Linked DNA regions of Homo sapiens: region 2 is linked to region 1. A link is a loop called in an ENCODE intact Hi-C map of the cell type or tissue named here. Cell type or tissue: CD4-positive, alpha-beta T cell. All regions are shown on one strand. Links, peaks and the distances in the headings refer to the core of each region. The heading gives the core; the rest is flanking DNA. Region 1 overlaps MIR3681HG (MIR3681 host gene). Region 2 overlaps LOC124905974 (a long non-coding RNA gene).

The links. Hi-C counts contacts between places; a loop is a spot of excess contacts. Peaks named below come from ENCODE experiments on the same cell type or tissue, not always from the same donor. Only the 100,000 strongest peaks of a DNase experiment are listed, where the experiment ranks them.
Region 2: it touches region 1 in a loop (2.3-fold over the local background); 7 of 110 quality-filtered maps call a loop at or near these places.

What each region holds. Positions count from the first base shown.
Region 1 is chr2:12,126,426-12,137,501 of GRCh38, forward strand. All of the region lies in intron 2 of MIR3681HG (MIR3681 host gene), which reads left to right. Among named protein-coding and RNA genes, the nearest start is that of MIR3681, 67 kb to the right of the region's middle. In CD4-positive, alpha-beta T cell, for the core only: no CTCF peak of the experiment used is centred there; no DNase peak of the experiment used is centred there; H3K4me3 peaks cover 141 bases; H3K27ac peaks cover 1,103 bases.
Region 2 is chr2:12,703,791-12,714,866 of GRCh38, forward strand. It overlaps LOC124905974 (a long non-coding RNA gene), which reads right to left. Exons shown (of 2, transcript XR_007086222.1): 1 at 4,736-11,076; 2 at 1-575. Among named protein-coding and RNA genes, the nearest start is that of TRIB2, 7.6 kb to the right of the region's middle. RefSeq lists a cis regulatory region at 1,885-2,364. In CD4-positive, alpha-beta T cell, for the core only: no CTCF peak of the experiment used is centred there; a DNase peak (open chromatin) is centred at 5,541; H3K27ac peaks cover 2,728 bases.

The sequences.
Region 1 (11,076 bases), core at 1,510-9,509:
GGTATTAGATTCAGGGTCAGGCTCCAGCCCAAGCTGAGGTCCAAAGGGAGTGGGTGACTGAATGGCAGATAGCTGAAAGAACACTTGGGGGTGCCGTAGGTAGGTGAAATACAGCTTTATTCAGCAGCTCTCTCATCAGCAGTTCTCTTACCCTGTCTGCTCTGTCTCGGCTACTTGCTCTGGTCACTCCCATGCACAGTTGTGCAGCTGGCTCTCCCTTTAGGGTCAGCAGCTTAACTCTCTCTCTGGACATTAGTGCTCATGACTGATACTCTATCTTACAGGAAAATGACATTTGCTATTATGTGATTCAAAGCATACTTGTTAATTATCATATTTTTAGCAGATACATAACATCCATTTTTAGAACATTCAGGAAAAAAAGTCATGTCTTTGAAGACATGTCTAGGTTACAAAACTCTGGGTAGTCATATAAGAGCTTTCTTTTCTCTTTCTTCTCCCCCTTTACTTTTGGTCAATTATAAGCCAGAATGAAAAGACGTAGTTGACTTCAGAATGGTGACTTACTCCAACCAAGAGAGAGTGTTGCTGTATAACACTGCATTTTCAGTGTGTGCAGGAAGTATGATGGTTGGGGGACTCTTTGCCATGGTTATGTGATCTCATGTCAAGGACAGGCTGTTATGAACTGTTACCCCCTAAAATTCATATTTTGAAATTGATTCCCCAATGTGATAGTATTTGGAGGTGGAGCCTTTGGGAAGTGATTAGGTCATGAGGGTGGAGCCCTCATGAATGGGATTAGTGCCCTTATAGGAAAAGGCCAGAGAGCTAGTACCTCTCTTTTCATCATGTGGGGACACAGCAAGAAGTCAGAAGCCTACAATCCGGAAAAGGACCCTTGCCTGAACCTGACCATGCTGGCACCTGATCTGGGGCTTCCAGCCTTGGAACTGTAAGAAATGAATTTTAGTGGTTCATAAGCCACTCAGTTCACAGTACTTAGTTATAGCAGTATAACTTAATAGTAGCCCGAATGAAGATGGAGATTGTGTTTGAAAGCAGGTGGATGTAGCCAACTGTATAGTTCCAATAAAAGGAGTGGTAGTTTGATAATAGAGGGGGGAAAATGAAGACTGATTTCATGCATTGAGGTTTGATTTACATTTTTGCTATCAGAGTTTATTTCCTGCTTTAAATGGAATCATTCATGGTGAAGAATAAATCAAATTCTGCTTGAATTTTCACAGTCAGGATTGGGTGTTTTCTCTTTTTAAGACTTAAAAAGGAGCCAGGCTCACTGTTACTTCCTGTGCTGTCACCTGAAGCAAAGCAGAGTCTGAAATTCACCCTTAAAGAGACAGAGCAGGGGAACAGAAGATCTTGCTTGCAATCATAGACTCACTTTTTCCCTTTTCTCTTTCTTAAAAAAAAACCCCGCATTTCTCATTTTCCTTCTTTCTAATTTCCCCCTTTCTCTTAGGTGGAGTAAAACATGAGCTTCCAGAACTAGGTAGTGCAGTGAGCAAAGTGGCTGTATTTCTTTCTACAAATGTGCACTTCCTGTTCATGTTTTGCAGGTCACAGGAACGCCTGTGTGGCTTCAATCTGCCTATGTCCCTTCACTGTGGGGTAAACTCACATCAGGCTTGGAGGTTGGCTGATGGCATGCTGCTGACCTTTATTAAAACTTTTGTGTGTCATATTTTTTGGACCTCTTTCCCTCCAAGAGCTTCTACTGCAATCCAGAATGGAACCCTTGAGGATGAACGCTGGTGTCTTGGCACTTGTGCGACTATGTTCTACTCCCATCAGGGGTCCTGTCCCTCGGGACTTTGATACAATTTCTTACTCACTTCAAAGGAGGGTATTCTGGATAGTGCCTTATAAAGCATGTAATACGTGAATAAATTCTCGTTGGGAAGGGAGCCCTGTTTAGGGACTTCATCTGGAATGTGCTAAAAAGCAAAACAAAGTAATTTAAAAAAAGTCAGTCAAGCCTTCCTATTTAGAAGAGTAGACCACAAAGTTAGGGCTAGAATCTGGAATAGGGTTGGAGTTGAGAGTGGAAACTGATCTGCGTAATTAAGTAACAGGAATTTGTAGGGATTTGGAGTCTTCCTGATGCATTGCATAGGGAAGGTGGAAATTACGTGTGTGTGTGTGTGTGTGTGTGTGTGTACACGTATAGATAATGAAGAGGAGTGCAAAGGAAATAGTTAAAGAAGAGAAAAAAAGTCTTGGTAATGAAAGGAAGTCCATCAATTTAAAACTAGAAACTGTGCAATTCTTGGCAAGGATGGCGGAAGAAAGGGTTAATGAAGAAAATAGGTGAATGAATTGTGTGTGTACCATGCACATGGTGCCATGGTTCACTATCAATATTCAGTAAGTGTCTGGTTTCCAGGAAAGCCTGGTATCAGGGTTGCTCTGAGGAATAAAAGAGAGAGTTTGAGTTGCACACCAAAGGGGTTGAGGTGATGGAAGAAAGCCAGCAGCCTTAGGAAGTGAGAAAACTAGCAACTCCTGGGAGTCATAGGAAGCAGGAATGTGGAGCCAGGGTGGGGAGGAGAAAGTAAGCCCTTGGAAATCTGGAAGAGACTGGGTTTTCCAGTATATGTGGAATGGGGACTTAGGTCATTTAAAGTGGATTTACTAGGAAAGGTTGAGCTCAGAATGCTGGAAGACTTGGGGACATGTGGGTTAAAAGCTTTAGATATGAAGACATTGAGCAGGACTCATAGTTAATAATCATAGCTAACACATGAAGAGTGTTTACTAAATGCTAGGCACAGTTTTAAGACTTCATTAACCCAGTTTCTTCAATAACTGATGAAGCAGATGCTTTTAATATCTACTTGTTAAAATTTTTTAAAATTACAAATTAGAAAACCGAGGTTCCTGGGTGAGGAAATTGCTTAAGGTGACAGGGCTGGTTAGTTTGAGTGTTACCATTCAACCCAAATTCAACCCAAATTCAACCCAAGGGATGTGTCTTCTCCTACCTTGTGTCCTGGAACAAGGGACTCCACCCCTTCAGAGTCGAGGTTGTTCTCTTCATTAGAATGAAAGTGTTGGGCTCATTGATTGATTGATTCATTCATTCACTCATTCATTTAAAGCATTAAATGAGAGTTTAGCATGCCTCAATAAGAGGATTTTCTGCCTGCTTTGGGGTTTCTGGCAGAATGCTGGTGGGAGCCTGGAACTCTGAGAGCTCCTGACAAACCTTCAACCCTTTATTTCCACAGCATCTGCTACCCCTCACCACTTCCAACACTCCTTTTGCCCTGCTTGGATCAGTCACCCCAACTGCCTCAGGTCAGCTCTCAGCCCCAGACTCTGACCCCCACAAATATCTGTAATACAACTTTCTGTTTTTCATCAAATCTTTTCCAATTCCTGTAACTCTTTCCCTGTGATCTCTTCATATGGTTGGACATCAATACAAAACACCTCTAGCATCATTCTTTCCTGATGGTTCCCTTTACCTTTGATTCCCTGAAACTTAGCCCTCCCAGAAGGACACTGCCTCTCTCCCAAAATGGGCTTACATGTGGTGAGGGGGGTGTCCCTGCCTCTTCTGGGAGACTCCCGACCATTTTTTCTTTCCTTCCAATATTCTAACTGTCCCCCCAGTTCTGTATCCATGGTCCCAGTTTGTACCACCCACCACTACTTCTTGAAGTCATGTGCCAACTCCTAGGTCACTCCCCGCACTGTTTGAAGTTTTTAGTTCCAGACTCACTATTAATAGGTGACACATTACCAGGGTGAGTGGTCTCAGCATCCATTTAGGAGACCCTTTTATCCCTGGGGCCTCCAAATCCCTTGGCCTCCTCTTCTTTTTCTCATCCACCTAAGTACTCATTCCCACAATCATATGTATGATTTCATTACTATCAGTGATAACAGCAACTTCTCCATGGTCTCCCATTTTAAGCATCCTTCTCTCTGTCCTTTGCCATCTTTTTGGCTTCTTTCTCTTAGTACCCTTGACTCCAACAATCGTTTAACCTCACAGCATCCTGCAATCTATTAATTCTATTATTTTTTTCCCACTATCTGTCTTTCATATGTCATCACTGCTCTATTTACCCAACTGAAATTCCATAGCCTTTCATTTCAACCAGCTAGAATCTGGACTCTGCTGGACAAAAACATTCTGGTCTTGCTGTAAATTCATGATCATTAATTTCAAGTGGACCCTTACAGCAATGCAGCAAACATTTGATAATCTCCTAGTGCATTCTTGGTCCCATGCTCCTATGCAACAGTTTTATTATTCACCTTCATCTCTTTCCTCAAATCTCTGACACCTTCTCCCCCATGTGCAATCTCCACTGGTGATCTTGCTGAGAAAATTGAAGTTTTCAGAGGGAAACCTCTGTAAATTAACACCAACCCATCTACTCACCAGCCTGAACCTGTGTCCTTATGCATTGCTTCCTCTCCTGCCGTGTAGATGAATTGTCTGTGCTCCCAGCAAGTGCTGTTCCTGAGCGGCATGTATTACATTCCATGTCCTCTTCCTACCAACGGATGTTGCTCCTGCCATTGGTTGATTGGTTGCTCTCTGACCTCACCATCACTTTTCCTTCTGTACCTGCTCTTTCCCATGAGGATGCAAACATACATCTTTTCAACACACACACACACACATACACACACACACACTCTTTTCTTCTCCCTTTATTGTTCCATTTGTCTCCCTCATTTATACCAAATATCCTCACAAAATCAATTGTCCTCACTCACTGCCTCCATTTCCCCCAGTATATATATATTTTGAATACACATGTACTTGCAGGATAGTTTCTGCAACAATTGTTTGAGTGGTATAAACAAGAGTCATTTATTTTTCTTTCCACCTGCATCTGCTGTGAGCTGACTGGCTCTTCTTCTTGTTTCTCCTCCAGGGGACGACCCAGACCATCATTCTTCTCTGGTCTGCCACCTTCATCCTCCACTTGCAGCCTCCTTTGCAGTGACCATACAGGTGCAGAGCATGAGCAGGATGCACAGGGGTTTATGTGGTCAGGCCTGCCTGGAGTTGGCACATAGCATTTCTGCTTCCATTCTTAGGTCTGAAATCCAGGTCACAGAGCCCTAACATAACTACAAAGGATCCTGAAAAGTGTTGTATTCCAGTGTGCCTCGGAAAAGAAAATAGGATTAATAAACTTTGATTAGACTAAATCATTGAGATTTAAAAGTTTTTTGTTGTAGCTGCTAGCATTATTTATCTTGACTAATACAGAAATTGCTATTAGTTTTTGCTGTAAAAAAACTAAAATACATGACATTGGGGAGTTTGAGAGGTGAGAAAAAAAATAGATACCACACTCTGGAGAGCTAGAGATCCATGTTATGTAGCAGCAATATATTTGGTAAATGTCCCTGTTTACTCAGATCGTAGCTCAAAGGTAAAGTGGAAAACAGAATATGTGGACTGTGGTGTGTGGAGGCCCTTATTGTCTGCATGTGCAAGACATTAGATATAAAAGATGTGCTCAATATTAACTGGACAATTTGTCAACAAATATAAAAGCAAATAGAGTCTAGAGATGTGTGATAGGCTTGGCAAAGCCTGCTTCAGTCTTTAAATAAGATAGAAAATTTAATAAGGCTTTGGGTGAAAACTTCACAGAGCACTTCTCAGTTGAATAGAGTGACTCAGAGCAAAGATCAGATGAAGAATGTAGCTTTCCCATTCAAGCCTGATAACCTGACTGTATCTGTCATAAAGGGGAGAGGAAGACGGAACGAGGGAGAAATGGAAGGAGGGAGGGAAGGAGTGGGAGGAGAGAGAGAGTTGAGGATTGTGCAAAGAGGTCACATAAGAACTATGTGTCCAGGAATAAACTCTGGGTGTGTTCCTGACTTATGAAACTGACTGGGTGAAGTAAATATGGGCCTCCTTTGTGCTCAGGAAGAAGACATAAGACAAACATCTCTTCCCTGGCACGTTGCTTGAATCAGGCTTTCCTCCACCCCTACTCCCCTGAAGCTACTCTTGTCCAGGCACCTGACATGGATATGCTGCTACATCAGAAGGTCCGCTCTCAGCCTTCATCCCACTTGGCCTCCCAGCAGCTTTGAGCAATTGATCACTTTCCTGTTCTTTGAAATAATTTCTGCACTTGGGTTTGTTCTCTGCTCACTTCCTGCTGTAAGACTCCCCTGGCTTTCTTAGTCTTCCTTACTGGTTTCCCGCCATCTCCCTGATCTTTTCATGTTGGGATCCCAGGGCCCAATCCTTGGACCTCTTCTCTTGCTCTCTACACTCAGTCCCAAGATGTTCTCATTAAGTCTCATGGAATTAGATACCATGTAGGCACTGGTACTTCCCAAATTCATGTGTCTAGTGTAGATCTCTCTCCTGGCCTTTGGATTCAGATTCATCTATCCATTGCCTTGTTATTTCACTTGTGTTGGCCATCTCAAGCCTAATGTGCATGCAACAGAATGCCTGATTGTCTCCCCTAATCTTTCATGATTTTCCCCACCCTAGGAAATGGCCATTCCCTCCTTTGGGATACTTAGGTTAATACACTTGTAGTCAACTTTACGTCCAGTTCATAACTCATATTCTTCATGCAACCTACTGGCTAATCTTGCTGTCTCTACCTTTAAGATACTCCCAGTACCTGAGCAGTTCTCTATACCATCGTGGCTACAGCCAGGCCAAGTTGTCCTCATCTCTTACTTGATCACTGCAGGAAACTGATGGCCCTGCTTCTGCGGTGCTGCCTTTTCATCCACTCTCCACGCGGTTGCCATAGTGATAAAAAATAAGTCAGATTATGTCTCTTCCCCGCTCAGACTTTGTGATGACCCCCTTGCCAAGGCCACACCCAGAGCCCTTTCAATGCTCCATGGCCCTGAGGGCCCTGACTGTCTCCTACCTCTCTGGCCTCTTCTGTTTCCCCCTTTCACTGATTCCTGTTTGGCTACTCCGGCCCTCTTGCCAGGCCTTGACTGTCCTACACATGCTCCCACTGCAAGACCTGACCTGCTGTCACCCTTCCAGATCTTTGCTCCCACGCCCATTTCACAGGGAGGCCTTTCCTCGGACTCTTGGGTAAGCTGCTTCCCCAGGTCCCCGCACTCCCTATGTGCCTTCCTGTGTTACTTTCCTCCAGAACGCTTCCCAGTTTCTACCTTAGCAATAGCTTGCCCACTTACTGTACTTGTTGCCTGTCTCTCTCCAGGAAAATAGAGGCTTAAAGAGTTAGAGATGTTTGCTTGGTTTATTTCATGCCCTGCCCAAGTGCCCAGAAGAATGCCTGGCACAGGCTAGATATTCAACACATATGTGTAGAATATTGAATGAAGGAATAAATTCACGCATTTATGTAAACAGTGAAATACGTTGAAGGGACAGGTGATCCAGGCTGGCAGGAGAAAGAACGCCAAGCTGCCGGGGCAGGCCTGGGCTCTGGGAAGTCAGAGGGGCTCAGGCTGCCAGGCTGCCCCCATGTGCCTTGTCCTGTTTTGAAATTCTCTTCCACGACTGGACGGCCTCGACCCTGATGCTGAGGCTTCCTGCTCTCTGCAGACCCCACAGCACGGCGTCCTCTGGCTGCTTGGCCTGGGGGAAATGAGGAAATACATTGGTTCCCTTGGGGACATGGGCTCATGGTGGAGGGAGGCCATCCTCCTTCCCTCTCTCCATCTTCCCTTATCACTGTCCATCATTGTCCCCTCTTTTTTTTTTTTTTTTTTTCATACTTTAAGTTCTGAGTTACATGTGCAGGATGTGCAGTTTTGTTACATACGTATACACATGCCATGGTGGTTTGCTGCACCCATCAACCCATCACCTACATTAGGCATTTCTCCTAATGTTATCCCTCCCCTAGCCCCCCCACCCCCCATAGGCCCTGGTGTGTGATGTTCCCCTCCCCATGTCCATGTGTTCTCATTGATCAACTCCCACTTATGAGTGATAACATGCAGTGTTTGGTTTTCTGATCTTATAATAGTTTGCTGAAAATGATGGTTTCCAGCTACATCCATGTCCCTGTAAAGGACATGAACTCATCCTTTTTTATGGCTACATAGTATTCCATGGTGTACATGTGCCACATTTTCTTAATCCAGTCTACCATTGATGGACATTTGGGTTGGTTCCAAGTCTTTGCTATTGTGGATAGTGCTGCAATAAACATACTTCTGCATGTGTATTGTAGAATGATTTATAATCCTTTGGGTATATACCCAGTAATGGGATTGCTGGGTCAAATGGTATTTTTGTTCTAGATCCTTGAGAAATTGCCACACTGTCTTCCACAATGGTTAAACTAATTTACATTCCCACCAACAGTGTAAAAGCATTCCTATTTTTCCGCAACCTCTCCAGCATCTGTTGTTTCCTGACTTTTTAATGATCACCATTCTAACTGGCAAGAGATGGTATCTCATTGTGGTTTTGATTTGCATTTCTCTAATGACCAGTGATGATGAGCATTTTTTATATGTCTGTTGGCTGCATAAATGTCTTCTTTTGAGAAGTTGTCTGCTCATATCCTTTGCCCATTTTTGATGGGGTTGTTTGCTTTTTTCTTGTAAATTTGTTTTATTTCTTGGTAGATTCTTGATATTAGCCCTTTGTCAGATGGATAGATTGCAAAATCTCCCACTCTGTAGGTTGCCTGTTCACTCTGATGATAGTTTCTTTTGCTGTGCAGAAGCTCTTTAGTTTAACTAGATCCCATTTGTCAATTTTGGCTTTTGTTGACATTGCTTTTGGTGTTTTAGACATGAAGTCTTTGCTCATCATTATGCCCTGAATGGTATTGCCCAGGTTTTCTTCTAGGATTTTTATGGTCCTAGGTCTTATGTATAAGTCTTTGATCCATCTTGAGTTGATTTTTGTATAAGGTGTAAGGAAGGGGTCCAGTTTCAGTTTTCTGCATATGGCTAGCTAGTTTTCCCAACACCATTTATTAATAAATTATTAATTTATTAAACAGGAAATCTTTTCCCTATTGGTTGTGCATGTCAGGTTTGTCAAAGATCAGATGGTGGTAGATGTATGGTGTTATTTCTGAGGCCACTGTTCTGTACCATTTGTCTATATATCTGTTTTGGTACCAGTACTATGCTGTTTTGGTTACTGTAGCCTTGTAGTAAAGTTTGAAGTCGGGTAGCGTGATGCCTCCAGATTTGTTCTTCTTGCCCAGGATTGTCTTGGCTATGTGGGCTCTTTTTTGGTTCCATATGAAATTTAAAGTAGTTTTTCCAGTTCTGTGAAGGAAGTGAGTGGTAGCTTGATGAGGATAGCATTGAATCTATAAATTACTTTAGGCAGTAAGGCCATTTTCACGATATTGATCCTTCCTATCCATGAGCATGGAGTGTTTTTCCATTTGTTTGTGTTCTCTCTTATTGCCTTAAGCAGTGGTTTGTCATTCTCCTCAAAGAGGTCTTTCACATCCCTTGTAAGTTATATTCCTAGGTATTTTATTGAGGAATTTTGCATTGATGTTCATCAGGGATATTGGCCTAAAATTCTCCTTTTCTTGTTGTGTCTCTGCCAGGCTTTGGTATCAGGATGATGCTGGCCTCATAAAATGAGTTAGGGAGGCTTCCCTCTTTATCTATGATTGGAATAGTTTCAGAACGAATGGTACCAGCTCCTCTTTGTACCTCTGGTAGAATTCGGCTGTGAATCCATCTGGTCCTGGGCGGTTTTTTTTTTTTTTGGTAGGCTATTAATTATTGTCTCAGTTTCAGAACCTGTAATTGGTCTATTCAGAGATTCAACTTCTTCCTGGTTTAGTCTTGGGAGCGTGTATGTGTCCAGGAATTTATCCATTTCTTCTAGATTTTCTAGTTTATTTGCATAGAGGTGTTTATAGTATTCTTGATGGTAGTTTGTATTTCTGTGGGATCGGTGGTGATATCCCCTTTATCATTTTTTATTGCGTCTATTTGGTTCTTCTCTCTTTTCTTCCGTATTAGTCTTGCTAGCAGTCTATCTATTTTTCTGGTCTTTTCAAAAAACCAGCTCCTGGATTCATTGATTTTTTTGAAGGTTTTTTTTTTTGTATCTCTATCTCTTTCAGTTCTGCTCTGATCTTAGTTATTTCTTGTCTTCTGCTAGCTTTTGAATGTGTTTGCTCTTGCTTCTCAAGTTCTTTTAATTGTGATGTTAGGATGTCGATTTTAGATCTCTCCTGCCTTCTCTTGTGGGCATTTAGTGCTATAAATTTCCCTCTACACACTGCTTTAAATGTGTCCCAGAGATTCTGGTATGTTGTGTTTTTGTTCTCATTGGTTTCAAATAAAATCTTTATTTCTGCCTTCATTTTGTTATTTACCCAGTAGTCATTCAGGAGCAGATTGTTCAGTTTCCATGTAGTTGTGCAGTTTTGAGTGAGTTTCTTAATCCTGAGTTCTAATTTGATTGCACTGTGGTCTGAGAGACAGTTTGTTGTGATTTATGTTCTTTTACATTTGCTGAGGAGTGTTTTACTTCCAATTAAGTGGTCAATTTTGGAATAAGTGCGATGTGGTGCTGAGAAGAATGTATATTCTGTTGATTTGGGGTGGAGAGTTCTGTAAATGTCTATTAGGTCTGCTTGGTCCAGAGCTAAGTTGAAGTCCTGGATATCCTTGTTAATTTTCTGTCTCATTGATCTGTCTAATATTGACAGTGGGGTGTTAAAGTCTCCCATTATTATTGTGTGGGAGTCTAAGTCTCTTTGTAGATCTCTAAGGATTTGCTTTATGAATCTGGGTGCTCACTTATTGGCTGCATATATGTTTAGGATAGTTAGCTCTTCTCATTGAATTGATTACCATTATGTAATGGCCTTCTTTGTCTCTTTTGATCTTTGTTGGTTTAAAGTCTGTTTTATCAGAGACCAGGATTGCAACCCCTGCATTTTTTTGCTTTCCATTTGCTTGGTAGATCTTCCTCCATCCCTTTATTTTGAGCCTATGTATGTCTTTGCACGTGAGGTGAGTCTTGAACACAGCACACTGATGGGTCTTGACTCTTTATCCAATTTGCCAATCTGTGTCTTTTAATTGGGGCATTTAACCCATTTACTTTTAAGGTTAATATTGTTATGTGTGAATTTGATCCTGTCATTATGATGTTAG
Region 2 (11,076 bases), core at 1,718-9,717, 580 kb after region 1:
GTTGTAAAATGCTCCCTTGATTTATTACTGAGTATAAAACTAACCCAATACTTACTGATGTAAAATAACCCACTTCTTTATATCATGGTTTTGTGCAGCAGGAACTGGGGCAGATGGCACAACTGGGGTCACTTAGTGATGTTCTGTTGGTTGCTGCTGCTGCTGCTGCTAGAAGTATCGAGATGGTTTTATTACCATGCCTGGAGTCTTGTCAGTTGGTTGGAAGCCTGGGCTCTACCAGGCCCATCTCCTTCTTCACATATTCTTGGGGCCTTTCCTGCTGATTTCTCCGGCCAGGTAGCTGGTTGGATTTATTTCCTGCCACCTCGAAGCTTCAAGAGACTATGGTAGAAGTTTCTAGGTCTCTCCAAGGCAAAGCCTGGGACTGGCCATATGTCATATCTGCCATTTCCTATGGGTCCAAGCAGTCTCAGGTCAGTGCAGATTCAAGTGGAAGGAAATAGACTCCACTTTTTAATGGGAGAAGTGTCAAGTATGTATGGCTGTCTTTACTCTGGCACATTTCTCTCTCCACTTATGGTCACGCTGTGTGTGTAAGAAAGTCTTGTTGATTCCTGTGATAGGAAACAAAAGAAAAAATCTCCAGTAAAAAAAAATAGTGCAGCATAAAAGAGGCTTCTGTCCTTCTTCTGTGAGTTCCTATATGACCCACTGTCCTGTGTCCAGCACCTAGCACAGTGCTTGGCATACAGAAGGTGATCAATCCACAGAACTTAGCTGACAGGATTTTGCTACTATATTGTTATGTGAGTGAATTTCTCACAGTGAACCTTCCAGGAAAGGTGCCAGGGGAATCTTATTGCAAAACTAGCAGTTTATTGGGTTGACAAAGAGAACATTCAATTAAAAAGATTTTTCAGAACACAATGGAATCATTTTAGTTGTGAAATGTGAGCTTAAAAGTTATCATTTTGAAACATCCAACAAGCATTTCAAGACTCCATGGCAAGATGCAGCCCCCTGTACATAGGCACAGATGGAGGGTCCTTGTTGGGCACAAAAAAGCAGAGGCCCCTGTGTAAATCCCAGGATTCTCTGCCCCAGTAAAAAGCTCAGGCTCTGTCCCTAGTGCCAGGCATGTAAAAGAATGCTACATATTGATTTATCTAACAAACAGTGATGACAACCACCATGTGCCTATCACCATCCTAAGCACTGTGAGTATAGAGGGAAATAAGACAGGCTCTAGGTCTCAAAGGCCTCTTGTCTCCACAGTAGGAAATTTTCTGCCCATTCTTAGAGTCTAGGGAAATACTTGGATGTTATGAGGTGGTAGACTAAGATGGTGAGGGGCAGAGAGGCAGAGTCAGCCCACTACCCAACCACGGAACCACTATGCCAGAGGGAAGAATCTTCACAGTATTAGAGAGATATCAAGTGTCTCAGTGTATATCAGTAGCTTTTAGCTTCTGCCTCCTTCCTGTTAAACACAATAATCTCTACCCCAAAATTAGCCTAGAAGAGGGTGTGGCTTCTATTTGGTTTATACTCTGTCTCTGGTTCTTCTCACATTTGCCCTGGATAAAGCAAGCTGCCATGTGTGGGCTGACCTATGGAGAGGCCCATGTGGTCAGGAACTGAGAGTGGTTTTCAGCCAACATCCAAGGAGAAAATGAAACCATCAGTTCAACAACTTTCAAGAATCTGAATCCTGCTAGTAACTATATGAGTGACCTTGGAAGCAGATCCTTCCCCTGTTGAGCCTTCAGATGAGAGCACGGGCCTGGCCTACACCTTGATTACATGCTTGTGAATGATTCTGAGGCAAAAGACTTAGCTAAGCTATGACTGGATTCCTGACCCAGAGAGATGATGATTTTTTTTAAGCCACTAAGTTTTGGGGGATAACATGTTATGTAGCAATACATAACTAATACAAGTGTATAAAAGAAGAATACAATTCAACTAGCTCAGCTTCCAGTCTACTGCACTTTCTACCACCCCATGTGATTTCTGGCTCATAAGGATCTTTCATCTAGAAGCCACGGGAGCATCTGGCTAGAGGAGTGAAGTCCTAGGGTTTTATTTCAATAACTACATGTTTTCATGGTCTGACTACAGCCTTGTGTTTGTTCTCTGCAGCTTCTGTCTCTACCTCAGACAGACCTAACTGCTGTTTCTTATCTCAGCAGACCTGTGTCTTCCTGCCTCCAGGGCTTGGCGCACTATCTTCTCTTAGAAACACTCTTCTATCTTGACCTGCTGATAGTCTACTCAAATTTCAAGGCCAGTTCAAAAGTGTTCCTTCCTTGTTTTCCTGGCTGGCAAGATTCTTCTTCTTCTCTGAATTTTCCATATATATATATGTATATATATAGAAGAATATATATATATATGTATATATATAGAAGAATATATATATATGTATATATATAGAATATATATATGTATATATATAGAATATATATATGTATATATATAGAATATATATGTATATATATAGAATATATATATGTATATATATAGAAGAAAATATATATGTATATATATAGAAGAATATATATATATATGGAAGAAGAATATATATATATGAATACATATATATTATATGTATTCATATATATACACACACACATATATACACACACACATATACACACACACATATGCACACACACACACACACACACACACATATATGCCCTACTCTGTGCCAAGGGGTATTCTCAAGGATAAAATGGCAAATAACATTCCCTGCCTTCATTTATTTTATATTTGATAATTAATTGTAGTATCTACTGTTGGCTTTGCAGTAGAATTACTTTATGCAAATATTATGTACCTCAACTCGATTATCAATTCTGAGGGCAATGATACACACAGCCCCTGTGATGTCTATAGTAACAGAGTCCCAAAGCAGAGTAACTGTTTGTTATGGACTGAACTGTGACCCACCACAAATTCTTATCACAAAACCCTAACCCCCAATATGATTATATTTTCGGAGATAGAGCCCTATAAGGAGGCAAGTAAGGTTAAAATAGATCGTAAGGGTGGTTCCTAATCCAATAGGACTGGTGTCCCCACAACAGGAGGAAGAAATACCAGGGATGCTCAGGCACTGAGAAAAAGACCCTAAGAGGACCTAGCAAGGAGGCAGCCATCTGTAAGCGAAGAACAGAGGCCTCAGGAGAAACCAAACCTGCTGAAACCTTGACCTTGGACTTCCGGCCTTAAGAACTGTGAGAAAATACATTTCTCTTTAAGCCCCCAGGCTGTGCCATGTTATTACGGCAGCAGAAGCAGAATAGTCCTGTCATTGACAAGACTGAGCCAAGTAGTGTAGTCGACTAAGTAGGTCCACAATAGCATGACAAAGCTATAGGCCAGAGGTATCCAATCTTTTGGCTTCCCTAGGCCACACTGGGAAACGAATTGTCTTGGGCCACACATAAAACATACTAAACTAATGATAGCTGATGAGCTTTTTAAAAAAGGTTTCATAATATTTTAAGGAAGTTTACAAATTTGTGTTGGGTTTCATTCAAAGCCATCCTGGGCCGCATGCAGCCCATGGGCCACGAGTTGGACAAGTTTGCTATAGGCCATGGGCTCAGACACATCTGAATTTCAATTTTGTCTCTACCCAACAAAAGTAACTCGTTCTTGTTGAATCTCAGTTTTTCTTGTCTATAAAATGGGGTTAATCCTCCCTGTATTTCACCGTTACCAAAAGGAAGATATGAGGTAGTGGTTGCAAAGTGCTTGTCATAAACTTAATGTAGAAAAATGTATTACCTCCTGGAACCTTCCTTCTTTGCTCCTCCCTAGGGAGTGAGATGGAATCAATAAGATGGCCAGGCCAGATATTTGGAGCCTGTGGCAAAAGTTAAATCCATCATACTGATTCACTCTATTTATTTAAAATCTTGATGGGTTTTTCATCAGAGTTTTTTGCCTTAATATTTATTTTTTAAAATATTGTATGAAAATATTTGTCTTGATTACTGATTTTTTTTTAGCTCCCCCTTTCAATTTTTGCACCTGAGACAAGTGCCTGGCTCTCCATACCCTAGTTGGGATCCTGGATACCTAACTAATCAAGAAAGCCTCCTTTGGCCCGAGCACAAAGCTAACCAGGATTCTTTCATAATATCACAAACTCCAAGAGTCCCTGTACCCCAGATGCTGGCAGGCTGTGGATGGAACACTTTGGTCTGCAATGCAGAATGATTCTCTCATCATCTGGGGACGTAGGGCTTTTCTTATAGCATCAGGGTAAAACTTTTTTCTTTTTTTTTTTTTTGTCTGAGATGACCTAGCAAGGGTCCCTGGTTGGAAGGGAGATGAGCTTCCTACAATGGGATGTTTTCCCAGTCTTATGTGTGCTTTGTCTGTTTCCCTGAGGAATTTTAGTGAACTTAGAGAAAAGGAACATGTTAGCAGCACGTGGGGCTGGCCTGGAAGAGAGGCTCTGCCAGGCCCTGATGAATCCCCATTTTCTGGCTGAGAATCCTTGCCATGCCTTCTGTATGTCATACCCGTATGTTGAGGTTTGTGCCTCTCCCATCAGGCTGAGAGCAGCCAGAAGACACGAGATCATAGCACATCCTTAACTTTCTTGCCTTGCACAGGCTCAGTGAGGAGAAAGAGGCAAGGGGAGAAAGAGAGAGGAGAGGGGAGGTGTTAATTAGGATTCTCCAGAATGACAGAACTATTAATAATAGGATATATGTATATATGAAAGGGAGTTTATTAAGGAGAATTGACTCACACTATCACAAGGTAAAGGAAGTCCCATGATAGATCCTCGGCAAGCTGAGGAGGTAGGAAACCAGTGGTGGCTCAGTCTGAGTCCAAAAGCCTCAGAAGTAGGGAAGCCTTCAGTCTGTGGCCAAAGGCCCGAGAGCCCCTGGCAAACCACTGGTGCAAGTCCAAGAGTCCAAAGGTTGAAGAACCTGCAGTCTGATGTCCAAGGGCAGGAAGCATCTAGCACGAGAGAATGATGAAGGACGGAAGACTCAGAAAACCAGCTTATTCCACCTTATTCTGTCTGCTTTGTTTTAGCCACGCGGGGCTGGCAGCCAATTGGATGGTGCCCACGTACATAGAGTGTGGGTCTTCCTCTCTCAGTCCACTGACTCAAATGTTAATCTCCTCTGGCACCCTCACAGACACACCCCAAAACAATACTTTTCCAGTTATCTAGGCATCCTTCAAACTAATCAAGTTGGCATCTAGTATTAACCATCACAGGAGGAGAAAGAGAAGTTTAACTAATGTGTTTATATTAATATTGGCCGTGGTGGTGGTAAGAGCCTACACTCACTGCCAACCAGACAGAAAGTGAGCACTTTACCTGTGGACCATCTAAACCTGACAATCACTCTATGAGGTCTGTACTATTATTGTGTCATTTTAAAGAAGCCAAAAGTAAGATTTAAGGATATTATAGAGTTTACCTAAGGCCATACAGCTACTGAACTTCAGAGGAAGTACTCAGGCAAATGCTTGGCCTATTTAATGATAGTTGGTTGACTTTTGCATTCAGCTTTTTTCTAGATGTGGTTTCCCCAGGGTCTGTCAGAGATCACACCTTGGAGTCACTGAGCAGCTGTGCCATTTAGAAAGCTGTTTACTTCCTGGAGTCAAAATCCTGTCTAACTCACATTTGTTAGTAAGCTCTTTTATTGAATCATGTGAAATTTGAATGATATCAAATTTCATATTGTCCAGAGTATAGAAATTATAGTTTTTAACTGCCTAAATGAAAAAATATGAAATCTGTTATTTGTCTACATTTTTGTATTTTATTAACCACAAAAGCAGGTGTAAATATTTGTAATGAGAATGTGGAGATATGGGTGAGCCAGATTGTTTATTCCATCCATAGTCTACTGAGTAGATTACTTTACATAGAGCTGAGACTCCATGCTACACTTGCTCTACTACAGTCCACCTGAGGATCCAGGACTCACAAATCAGAAACCACTATCCTACAGATGTCACCTTTTTGTTCAGACATGCTTTCCTGTTTAGCGATGGCTAATGTTGCATTCACATCAAATTCCATGCACAGGGCCCTGATGCATGATCCAAAAATTGTCTTAGATTTAGAATGCTATTTGGACACAGAAGGTAATAAAAAGTGGAGCAAAGGGGACAAAAGGAGAAAGTGCAGGGGGAGAGAACAGGGAGTGGCAGGAAGGAGAACTGTATCATACAAAGATTGCAGGATTTTCCACTAGAATGACCAGGTTTGTGTTCACGGGCTAGTAAATTCCTTGAGACGCAGGTTTCTTCTACTGAGGCTAATAACAAAACCTCTTTTAAGGAGTTGTTGTTTGGATTAAATAAGACAAAATGCATAAGGGTGTTTGTTAAATTGGCAAGCCTGGTACACATATTAATTCTCTTCAACCTTAATCTGAGTTCTCAGGGTCATCCAAGGCCAAGTTGATGATTGATTTGGTGCCCAAATTGGATGGAATCTCAATGCATCGGTGTTCAGATATTGGTCTACTTGTTACATGCCTGATTTTCCCACACTAAAGGTTATATTGTAAAAGCTGAAGGGAATCTTAAGTGATAATTTGATTTTGCCTATTTTCTTCATAAGGAAGGTATTATTATCTCCATTCCATCCAAGAGCAACGATGGTCAGGGAAGTTAAATACCATTCAAGGCCTCTGAAGCTTGTGAAACCAGGGGTGGTCTGGACCCAGGTCTGTCTGCTCCTTTGAGGTCTGTGTGCTAGGTGTGGGAACGCGCACTAGATTTACCAGAACACCCTTCAAATGGAATCATTTACAGTAACCTAGCACTCTACATAATATGTAAATTTGTAGCACTTCCTGGACTAGCTGCTTCATTTTACCTGTTTTTACTTTTTTTATTAGCTGCTCAGCAATACTTAACAGGACGGTAGGCAATTTGCAACACTCAGAAAATTCCCATATGTTGGGTTTCCCACCCTACTCTAAGAACAACAACAAAATTTTCTTGTATCTCATTTCACTTGTGAGCACACAAGAGCTATTTTCCTGTATGAGAAGAAGAGTTACAAAACCAGGGCCTAGAAAGAAGTGGTGCTAATATTACTATTTCTTCTGTATTTATACCCTGGTCTTTTCCCAGTGGACAATTTATCCAGAGACAAAAACACATCCCCAGCCTAGCCATGGTAAAGTAAGCAAGTGAGCAAACAAACAAGCAAAAAGGCATAGGTCACTCAAGTGGAAAGTCCTGCAATTTTTGTATGATACAGTTCTCCTTCCTGCCACTCCCTATTGTCTCCCCTGCACTTTCTCCTTGTGTCCCTTTTCCTCCTCTATGACCTACTGTGTCCAAATAGCATTCTAAATCGAAGACAATGATTGGATCATGCATTGGGGCCCTGTGAGTAGAATTGCATGTAAATACAACATCAACCACTGCAAAACAGGGAAGTACATCTGCATAAAAAGGTGACATCTAAAAGGTGACCTTTTAATAGGTACTACTAAAAAATACCTTGTAAATAAGCAGCTGCTTCTCCAACACGAGCTGTTAAAAAAATTGAGAATGGAAATCACCATTATGGAAGGATTTTACGTGGGCCATTCAATCCAAAGGTTCAGTCAACTCTAGAAAGCCTAATGACAAGTAATGTGATATAGTAAAAAATAATCATATAGTTTCAGAATAAACTTTTCTCCTGCCCCCTTTCTTCTCAATACACACATACACATACACACACATGCACATACACACACATGCACATACACACACATGCACATACACACACATGCACATACACACACATGCACATACACATGACCTCCAGGGCCACTGAGTAATGGGCTACCATGGAATAAATTAATTAGTCTCTCTGGGTCCTGTTTCCTCAATCCATAAAATGGAGTAATAATTCAAAGGGTTGTATAAGAACTAGAGAGAAAGAAAGTAGCTGGTCTAGCATTCAAAAGGCATAATTAAAATACAACTATTATTAAAGTTAGTAACAGAGAATATTCTCAAAGTGATGGGGCAATTTATGACAAGGAGTTAACACAGTCAACACGAGCCAAAGCATAGCAGCAAGTCACTGACTCCATCACCACCGAAATGCAGCTAGGCAGCATGACTATCTTCAAAGCAAAGGATCATGTGGATCACGTGGACCAGTGGCTGCAGCTATGAAGGTGTGCACCTCTTCCCTGAACCTCTTCCTTCTTCTCTACCTACACAAATGGATGACAGAACCTCTTCATAAGTTAGCAGAACATTCAAGGAAGGCAGCAAGGGAGTATGAAATTGAATGCAAAGTAATGTAACACTAACAGTAGAACTAAGGCAATGGTGAAGGACTCAGTTTAAGATATGGCACCTTCTAAAACATTACAGAGCAGGATGTATCCTGATTGGGTTTCCCATTCATGGATTGGTTAAATCTTGCATGAAGCAGTAAGTGGGAGCACTTATCTTCTTGGCTACCTTTACTGACTGACACTAGGCAATCTGTAGATTCCATCATCAGGAGTATCTAGATTGGAGCTCAGGCATTAACACCACAAACCTCTTCATTATTGTCCAAGCACAACCATGTCACCTGGATTTTGAACATGTCATTTAAAACCTGACACATCCACATAGCCAAATAAGAGAACTGGGGAATGTAACCTTGAACTGAGGGAGTGCAGCCAGGTGAAGGGAACATCCTGGAAAAGATTCCAGGGAAACATGGAGGCACCAAATACGCAGGAGGAAATGATCCAAGTCATAAACACAAAAGTAGGAGCCTGGAGTCCATGGGGTGATGAGCAGCTGGCCGGTAGGTAACCAAAAGTGAGAGACGAAGTTGTTGGGAAGTTCCTGAATTTCAGGCCAATGGGTTTATGTCTAAGGCTCTAACAGCTGCTTGGTCAGAATGCTTGTGTCCCCCCAGATTCACATGTTGAAACATAATCACCAACGTGATTGTATTAGGACATGAGGTCTTTGTGAGGTGATAGGTCATGAGGGCAGAGACCTCAAGAATAAGGTTAGTGTCCTTATAAAAGAGACCCCAGAGAGCTGTCCTGCCACTTCCACCACGTGAGAACAGTATGAAGGTGCCATCTATGAACCAGGACTCTGGCCCTTACCAGACACAAAACGGGCCGATGCCTCGACTTGGACTTTCCAGCTTCTAGAACTGTGAGAAATACATTTCTGTTGTTTATGTGCCACCAGCGTATATTTTATTATAGCAGCCCAAACAGACCAGGACAACTGCATTTTGCACAACTTCAGGGTTTCATTCACAGAGCTGTCAGTGAGAATGGAATGTTCTGGAGTTCAGCAGGCCACAGTCTGCGTGCACATCAGCATGACGTGAAACTCTCTACAACTTAAACTAGAAGTTTATCAAATAGTTTTGAGCCTACACATGACTTGCTGCCCGAGTTGAAACACGGGAAATGTTGTCACATATGGTAAAGGCCTTAAAGTGATATAGTAGTCTTATGGTTTCTTCTCCAAAAGCATTTATTATTATTTGATCAACACACACAGCACTTAGTTTAGGGCTTCACATTTAGCAGAGGCCCACTGTGTGTTTGTAAATGAATGAACTAATGAGCAATAAAGTGAATGAGTGAGTGAAGGAGCAGCTAAATATATTGCAGAATAAAGAATGTTCTAGAAAACATGCACAACATGTTACTGACCCAAGACAACTGGATTTGTCCTACTGCAGAGTAGACTGGTTTAAATATATCCCCTTGTAATTATATAATCCTTTTTTAATTGCCACATATTTTATTATTGTTGCATACTGTATAGGACCATTCTTATAACTATGTTTAACAACTCCCACACACCTTGCCAATACTGTAAACATGTTATCTATTACTATTACTTCATGTTAGATTGCTTTCTGTGGATGAATTCCAACAACAACAATAGTAAAATAGTAACGGCTGCTTTTTTTTTTTTTGAGATGGAGTCTTGCTCTGTTGCCAGGCTGGAGTGCAGTGGCGTGATCTCGGCTCACTGCAACCTCCACCTCCCAAGTTCAAGCAATTCTCTAGCCTCAGCCTCCCAAGTAGCCGGGACTATAGGCATGTGCCACCATGCCCAGCTAATTTTTGTATTTTTAGTAGTGACGCGGTTTCACAATGTTGGCCAGGATGGTCTCGATCTCTTGACCTCGTGATCGGCTCGCTTTGGCCTCCCAAAGTGCTGGGATTACAGGTGTGAGCCACCACACCCGGCCTTGAGTTTTTATTATAGGCAAGACATTGTGCCAGATGCTTTATACACATCTTCCATAATTGCTATACATTAAGACAAAATTTCTATTGTAATTTCACTTTATAGATTAAAATATTCCAAACTTGACCAAAGTCATATGGCTAAAAAGTGAATGAATAAAGATCCCCACCCAGATCTTCCTACTACATGCTTTTTTCTTTTCCAATTTGCTAAGAATTACCGAGTTAACAGACATAACAAATATTTAAGGCACTTGATACAAATTATCTAATTTATCCTGCACTGCAATAGCTCCGTGAATTTAATCAACAAACATAGCACTAAGCCATGAATTTGGCCTTCAAGGACAGGCAGGAGAATGGCCACTGTGTAATTTCATCACAAGTCATAAATTCACTATTAATCCTGTACAGCATCACTAGAGGTTTATACTATTTCTGCTCTCTCTTTCCTTGGAAGCCCAGTAGTATCTACTCCCTGTGATCTGCAGCAGGATCTAAATCCCACAAACGACCGTGTCACTTCCCAATGTCAGCCGTGCTTCGCCATCTCCTCTACTAGGAAGACCACTGTTGCTAGTTGTGTCTATCAACCCCTTCCCGATCTAATCCCAATCAGTCCACTTTGCCAGCCACATGCCTGGCCACTGCTCCCAGCTGCCACTGCTGGAACATGGTGCATTACTAGAAATTTCAGAACATCCCACTCCCTTGCTTTTCCACATTCCTTCCCTCTGCCTGAAATGCCAACAACAATCTCTTATTCATTTTATTTTATGACTCATAGGGCTATTTCAAGGTCCATGAAGACAGGAAATATATTTTTCAAATCATTGTATCTTCATATCCAGTGTCTGGCACATAGTAGGTTTCAATAAAT